Regions from separate parts of the Homo sapiens genome. Here all the other regions are linked to region 1. A link is an interaction called in ENCODE POLR2A ChIA-PET data of the cell type or tissue named here. Cell type or tissue: PC-9. All regions are shown on one strand. Region 1 overlaps RYR1 (ryanodine receptor 1). Region 2 overlaps AKT2 (AKT serine/threonine kinase 2). Region 3 has its middle 4.8 kb from the start of CAPN12.

The links. Peaks named below come from ENCODE experiments on the same cell type or tissue, not always from the same donor. Only the 100,000 strongest peaks of a DNase experiment are listed, where the experiment ranks them.
Region 2: POLR2A ChIA-PET joins it to region 1 with 8 read pairs; 1 of 35 experiments calls an interaction of 5 or more read pairs at or near these places.
Region 3: POLR2A ChIA-PET joins it to region 1 with 6 read pairs; 2 of 35 experiments call an interaction of 5 or more read pairs at or near these places.

The regions. Positions count from the first base shown.
Region 1 is chr19:38,578,250-38,580,749 of GRCh38, reverse strand. It overlaps RYR1 (ryanodine receptor 1), which reads right to left. Exons shown (of 106, transcript NM_000540.3): 100 at 622-768; 101 at 246-380. Among named protein-coding and RNA genes, the nearest start is that of MAP4K1-AS1, 17 kb to the left of the region's middle. RefSeq lists an enhancer at 698-1,199. In PC-9, no CTCF peak of the experiment used is centred here; a DNase peak (open chromatin) is centred at 1,249.
Region 2 is chr19:40,256,029-40,258,528 of GRCh38, reverse strand. AKT2 (AKT serine/threonine kinase 2) reads left to right here. Exons shown (of 14, transcript NM_001626.6): 3 at 1,475-1,603. Among named protein-coding and RNA genes, the nearest start is that of MIR641, 25 kb to the left of the region's middle. RefSeq lists an enhancer at 1,527-2,269. In PC-9, no CTCF peak of the experiment used is centred here; a DNase peak (open chromatin) is centred at 1,288; H3K27ac peaks cover 1,856 bases.
Region 3 is chr19:38,748,051-38,750,550 of GRCh38, reverse strand. No RefSeq gene overlaps it. Among named protein-coding and RNA genes, the nearest start is that of CAPN12, 4.8 kb to the right of the region's middle. In PC-9, no CTCF peak of the experiment used is centred here; no DNase peak of the experiment used is centred here.

The DNA.
Region 1 (2,500 bases):
TTAGCCTCCAGGCACACAACACAACACCCAGCTAACGTTTAAATTTTTTTTTATAGAGACAGGATTTTTGCTTTGTTGCCCAGGCTGGTTTCCAACTCCTGGACTCAAGTAATCGTCCCGCCTCGGCCTCCCGACGCACTGGGATTGCAGGCTGGAGGCACCACGCCCGGCCTGGAGGTACCATTATTAACTCCTTCAACAGATGCGAGAAGGAAGGGTCCCAGAGTGCTAGGGGAGGGGCTCACCGTCATCATGTCATCACACTTCATGTCAGGTTCATCCTCATCCTCGCTCTTGTTGTAGAACTTGCGGAAGAAGTTGAAGGCCACCACGGTGTACAGGTAGACGACCACCGCCAGAAGGCCCACGGTCATCACCAGCTGGGGGCAGGATGGGGCCAGGTCAGCTCCGCCCTGGGCTTGCCCTCCCCCCACCCTGCCCATGCTGGGTCCTGGCCCCGGTTCAGTCCCTGTGGCTCTACCTTGCTGCCCCACACACCCCCGGCTCAGCGCACCTGGCCTTGCCCCTCCTCAGCCCAGCTGCCCGGCCCTTATCCCTTCACCACCCACTGCCACGCTGGTCCCTGCTGGCCCACGCCCCACAGCCAGGTCCTCCCCACACCTGTTTCCCATTGTGGGTGACAGAGGACAGGATGGTGCGCAGCGTCTTGACCCCCATGGCGATGTCCAGGAGATGGGCAGCAAAGAAGAAGTTGTTGTAGTGTCCCAAGAGGGACATCACCATATACCAGCCCAGGTACAGGAAGGACTGTGGGCACACAGGGCCAGGGGTCAGGGGGAAGGCAGGGACACACGAGGAGCACTCTGGAGGGTAGGGGCCACTCGAGAGTCAGCTGTGCCCTGGGGGTCGGGTGCCAGCTCTGTTTGGGGAGTACATGGAGGATCAGGGCATTCCGGGTGAGAAGGCATCCTGCGGGGAGATGAGAGCCCCCTCCAGAAGGAAATAATCTGGCAATCTAAGGGCACACTGAGGGAGCCAAAGGATGTTCTGGGCCGGGTGTGGTGGCTCATGCCTGTATCCCCAGTGCTTTGGGGGGCTGAGGCAGGAGCATCACTTGAGGTCAGGAGTTGAAGACCAGTCTGGGCAACATAGCGAGACTCCATCATCTCTTCCTCTGTCTTTTTTTTTTTTTTTTTTTGAGATGGAGTTTCACACTTGTCACCCAGGCTGGAATGCTATGGCGCAATCTCAGCTCACTGCAACCTCCGCCTCTCAGGTTCAAGTGAAGGAGGCTAAGCCTGCCAAGTAGCTGAGACCACAGGTGTGGGTAACCACACCCAGCTAATTTTTTTTTTTTTTTTTTTGAGATGGAGTCTTAGTCTGTTGCCCAGGCTGGAGTGCAGTGTTGCAATCTCAGCTCACTGCAACCTCCGCCTCCCGGGTTCAAGCGATTCTCCTGCCTTAGCCTCCAAAGTAGCTGGGACCACAGGCGTGGGTCACCACACCCAGCTAATTTTTGTATTTTTAGTAGAGATGGGTTTCACCATGATGGCCAGGCTGGTCTCTAACTCCTGGCCTCAAGTGATCCACCCACCTCGGCCTCCCAACCCAAAGTGCTGGGATTACAGGCCTGAGCCACCGCACCTGGCCACTCTCTGTTTTTTGTTAGAGACAGGGTCTCGCTCTGTTATCCACGCTGGAGTGCAGTGGTGCACATGCAGCTCACTGAAACCTCTGCCTCCTGGGCTCAAGCCATCCTCCCACCGCAGCTTGTTGAGTGGCTGGGACTACAGGTGTGCACCACCACGCCTGGCTAATTTTTGTATTGTTTGTAGAGACAGGGTTTCACCGTCTCTACAAAAGTTGCCCAAGCTGGTCTTAAACGTTTGAGCTCAAGCAAACCTCTGCCTCCGCCTCCCAAAGTGCTGGGATTATAGGCCTGAGCCACTGTGCCTGTCTGCCTGGCTAATTTTTTGTGTTTTTGTTGTTGTTGTTGTTGAGATGGATTCTCATTCTGTCGCCCAGGCTGGAGTGCAGTGGTGCGATCTTGGCTCACTGCAGCCTCCACCTCCTGGATTCAAGCCATTCTCCTGCCTCAGCCTCCTGAGTAGCTGGGATTACAGGCACCTGCTGCCATGCCCAGTGCCAGGTTTGTCTTGAACTCCTGACCTCAAGTGATCTGCCTGCCTCGGCCTCCCAAAGTGCTGGGACTACAGGCGTAAGCCAGCACGCCCAGCCCCAGCTAATTTTTAAATTTTCTGTAGAGAGAGGATCTCACTATATTGCCCAGGCTGGTCTCAAACTCTGGGCTCCAGTGATCCACCAGCCTTGGCTTCTCAAAGTGTTGGGAGTACAGGCGTGAGCCACCACACCCAATCCCAGCTATTTAAAAAAAAATAGTAATAATAATACTAATAAGATGTCTAGGGGGATAAGGAGCCTTGTGTGGATAAGAAGATACCCTAGGGTCACAGCCACTCAGGGTCCCAGGAGTCATTCTTTGGTCAGGAACACCCGACGTTGGGAACCCTCCTAACGC
Region 2 (2,500 bases), 1.7 Mb before region 1:
ACTCCTGGCTAATTAAAAAACATTTTTTGTGGAGACCAGATCTCACTATGTTGCCCAGGCTCGTCTCAAACTCCAGACTTAAGCCTGCCTCAGCCTCCCAAAGTGCTAGGATTTTACAGGTGGGAGCCACTGTGCTGGTGTTTAATAGCCATGTTGAGGTAAAACTGATGTACTACATGATTCATCCATTTAAAGCATACAGTTCAGTTGGTTTTAGTATGTTCAGAGTTGTGCATCCATCACCATACTCAGGTTTTTTTTTTTGTTTTTTTTTTTTTTTTTTCGAGACGGAGTTTCGCTCTTGTTGCCCAGGCTGGAGTGCAATGGTGTGATCTCGGCTCACGGCAACCTCTGCCTCCCAGGTTCAAGGAGTCTCCTGCCTCAGCCTCCCAAGTAGTGGGATTATAGGCATGCACCACCATGCCTGGCTAATTTTGTATTTTTAGTAGAGATGGGGTTTCTCCATGTTGGTCAGGCTGGTCTCCAACTCCCGACCTCAGGTGATCCGCTCGCCTCGGCCTCCCAAAGTGCCGGGATTACAGGTGTGCGCCACCGTGCCGGGCCCTACTTTTCATCTCTGTAGATTTGCCTGTTCTGGGCATTTTATATAAATGGAGTCATAATGATACGTGGTCCTTTGTGACTGGCTTCTTTCACTTAGCATAAGTTACGGTCCCTCCACATGGCAGCATGTCTCAGTACTTCGTTTCTTTTTATGACTGAATAGTTTTCCGTTGTATGAATCTGCTACATTTTGTTTATCCATTCGTTGTTGATGGACATTAGGGTCGTTTCCACTCGATGGCTGTTATGAATAATGCTGTTGAGGACATTTGTGTGTAAGTTTTTGTGTGGATGTGTTTCACCATCTCCTTTTAATCCTTAGCAGCTCTCTGATGAGTGGGTTCGTGTGTGTGTGTGTGTGTGTGTGTGTGTGTGTGTTTGTGTGCATAGGGTGCTTGGATATTCATGGTGAAGAACAGTTGGAAAGAGTCAAGGGGCGCTGGGAGGGTGTGGCAGCAGTGCCACCCTGCCTGGCACAGAAGTGTTTTGGCATTGGAGCTACCTGCACAGCTGTATTGGTGAATCCCAGCCCATGGGATTTGGCCTTACAGGGCCACAGGGCATGTGTGTTTGGAAGCCTGGGCCTCCCCTGGGACTAGGCCAGGAGCTGGCACAGACAGCTTGCTCCTTGCCACACGCTGAGGCAACTGGTGCCCCAGGGCACTGCTGCTGGCACCTTCCTGCCAGGCATGACCTGTGGATCACCCGGGCTCAGCCCAGTGCCCCAGCCTGCGTCAGCAGGGGCCACCTGGAGGGCTCCTCTGGGAGAGGCATTCTCGTGTGTCCCCCGCACCTCCCCGCCCCGTGGTACCCCTTGTGAGTCACCGTCACACTGGGCCTCCTGCCGCCTACCTGGGACATCACTCAACCTTGTCCTAACCTCTCTCCCTCCCTTCCTGCCTCATTTCAGGTGAATACATCAAGACCTGGAGGCCACGGTACTTCCTGCTGAAGAGCGACGGCTCCTTCATTGGGTACAAGGAGAGGCCCGAGGCCCCTGATCAGACTCTACCCCCCTTAAACAACTTCTCCGTAGCAGGTGTGTCTTGGGATGAGTGGGTCAGTGTTCTGGTGCTCACAGGATGGCTGGCACGTCTTAGGGGCTTGTGGGACTTGGTCATTGAGCCATGGGCCTGTCCTGGGCCTGCTTGCCCTTGGATCTGTTTTCACCCTTCCCCTGCTCTCCCTCCTTGTTAGCTGGCCAGGCGGGGCTGTCCTGCGGGGAGATGCAGAGTGGGAGGGAGGGAGAAGCCAGGGCATTTGCCCACACCCAGCCCCATGCATCGCCTCCTTGTGGTTCCAGCTTCTGTCAGCCAGGCCTTGGAGTCCCCAACTGGTGGCAGGTGCCTCCCATCCTGTGCTTTGGTAACAGCCTCCATCCTCTGTCCCTCGGACGTAGAGGGGTCACAGCTTCCCACTCAGCTGGTCACAGGGCTGGCCTCGCGTCCTCTGTCCCTCTGTAATACCCAAAGGGATGTCTTCCAGCCAGACCCTGGCAGTGAAGTTTCACAAGCCCCAAGCTCTTGACTGAGCCTTGGAGAATATGGTCCTGTCCACATCGCTGCCCCTTTCTGCCGCCTTCCTTCCTTGCTGACCTGATGGGTCACCATGTCCTGTTGTTCTGCCTGCTAAGAACATTACAGAGGCACCCCCATCTCCACTGCCAGTGCCTTAGCTCAGACCACTATCCTCTCCTGCCATGCTGTGGAACCCAGTCCCCGTCCCACGCTGCTCTGCATGAAGCCTTTTCCTGATTGCTCTCCACATGTGCTGGTGACCCTGACACATCTGTTCCCAACCTCAGTGTCTCACTAGAACTCCCAGCCTGTCCCAGGCTGCTCCTTGGACACATCTCCCCAAGTGTCTTCAAGGTCCTCATAAGTGCCACATCCCAACCTGACCTTCAGGCCTCTCCCAGCTCTATTCCTGTCTCTGT
Region 3 (2,500 bases), 170 kb before region 1:
GGGTTGGGGTACTTGCCCCTCCCCCAGAAAAGCGGGACTTGCCACTAACGGTGAAGGAGAAGGGGTTGAGGGGTTCTTCTTTTGTGGTGGAATGTCATCAGTTAAGGCAGGAACCGGCCATCTAGATGTGTATGTGCAAGTCACAAAAGATAATGATAGCTTAGCTTAAGCTCAAAGGCCTGACATTTACTACGATGAATCTAGATATGGCTCTCTTTGTATTTATACTTCTTGGAGTTTGTGTAAATTAACGTTTACACCAAGTTTGAAAAGTTTCCAGCCATTAATGCTTCAAAAATTTTTCTCCTTCCTCTCCTTTCCCCAGAGTCCTATTATACATATGTTTGTTTGCTTGATGTTATTCAGCTGGTCTCAGAGGCGCTTTTCTTTTTTCTTTTTTTTGAGATGGAGTCTCGCTCTGTTGCCCAGTCTGGAGTGCAGTGGCGCAATCTTGGCTCACTGCAAGCTCCGCCTCCTGGGTTCACACCATTCTCCTGCCTCAGTCTCCCCAGCAGCTGGGACTACAGGCACACGCCACCATGCCCAGCTAATTTTTGTATTTTTAGTAGAGATGGGGTTTCACTGTGTTAGCCAGGATTGTCTGGATCTCCTGACCTTGTGATCCGCCCACCTCAGCCTGCCAAAGTGCTGGGATTACAGGCGTGAGCCACCTCACCCAGCCTTTTTATTTTTGAGACAGAGTCTTGTTCTGTTGCCCAGGCTGGAGTGTAGTGGTGCGATCTCGGCTCACTGCAACCTCTGCCTCCTAAGTTCAAGTGATTCTCCTGTATCAGCCTCCCAAGTAGCTGGGACTACAGGTGCCTGCCACCATGCCCGGCTAATTTTTGTATTTTTAGTAGAAACGGGGTTTCACCATGTTAGCCAGGCTGGTCTCGAACTCCTGACCTCAGGTGATCTGCCCGCTTCGGCTTCCCAAAGTGCTGGGATTACAGACGTGAGCCACCGTGCTCGGCCTTTTATTTTTTAAATTGAGTCTTTGCAAATGTTTGATATATGCTTGAAAATCATGAGTGTATATAGATGTAATGAGTGTGCATATATATTAAATTCACTGTATTCTATTATTCAAAATATCACATTTTAAAAGACTTGATATTTGAAGAATAATGGTGGTTTCAAATTACCCATGACCACTACTGTGTTTCTGTGTATTTTTCCTTTTGTTTCTAATAGTGTAATAAATGATCACTTTTTTTTTTTTTTGAGATGGAGTCTCACACTGTCACCCAGGCTGGAGTGCAGTGTCTCACTGCAACCTCTGCCTCCCAGGTTCAAGTGATTCTCCTGCCTCAGCCTCGTGAGTAGCTGGGATTACAGGCACACACCACACCTGGCTTTTTGTATTTTTAGTGGAGCCAGGTTTCACCATGTTGGCCAGGCTAGTTTTGAACTCCTGACCTTGAGTAATCCGTCTGCCTGGGCCTCCCAAACTGCTGAGATTACAGGCGTGAGCCATCGCTCCCAGCCTTTTTTTTTTTTTTTTTAGACAGAGTCTTGTCCTGTCACCCAGGCTGGAGTGCACTGGCACAATCTGGGCTCACTGCAACCTCCACCTCCTGGGTTCAAGTGATTCTTGAGCCTTAGCCTCCCGAGTAGCTGAGATTACAGGCATGCACCACTATGCCCAGCTAATTTTTGTATTTTTAATAGAGACGGGGTTTCACCATGTCGGCCAGGCTGGTCTCAAACTGCCGACCTCAAGTGATCCACCTGCCTCAGCCTTCCAAAGTGCTGGGATTGCAGGCATGAGCCACTGCACCCATCCAATCACTTTTCATTCTGGATCATACACTTTATCAATAGAAAATAACTCCTTTTGTCCAAAGTAATGCTATCTGCTTTAAATCCGGTTTTCTCTAATATCAGATTTGCCCTGATTTTTGTGTATCTGCTTTTGACTGATAGCTATTTCTAATCCTTTTATTTTAAAACTTGGTGGTGTTATCTTTGGAAAGTGTTTTGAAAGCTAAACAGTTGAATTTTGTTTGTTGATGTTCCCAAGTACGTTTCACACATTTGCATAATGTTGTTATAACTGATATGCTTGGTTTTATTTAGGTCATTGTGTGATGCTTTTTGCTTTTATTTTCTATGATTCGCTGCATTTTCCTTTGCTTTTCGACCATTGCCAAATAGATTACATTTTCTTTTCCTTTCATTTTAAGCTACTTCAGTGGTTTGAAAGTTGTACATCTGGCCAGGTGCAGTGGGTCAGGCCTATAATCCTAGCACTTTGGGAAGCTGACATGGGAAGTTTGCTTGAGCTCAGGGATTCAAGACCAGCCCTGGCAACAAAGTGAGACTCCATTCCACCAAAAAGTCTAAAAATTTGCTGGGTATGGTGGCACAAGCCTGTGGTCCCAGCTACTCAGGAAGCTGAGGCAGGAGGATTGCTTGAGCCCGGGAGGTCAAGGCTGCAGTGAGCCAAGATTGTGCCACTGCACTCCAGCCTGGGCAACAGAGTCAGACCCTGTCTCAG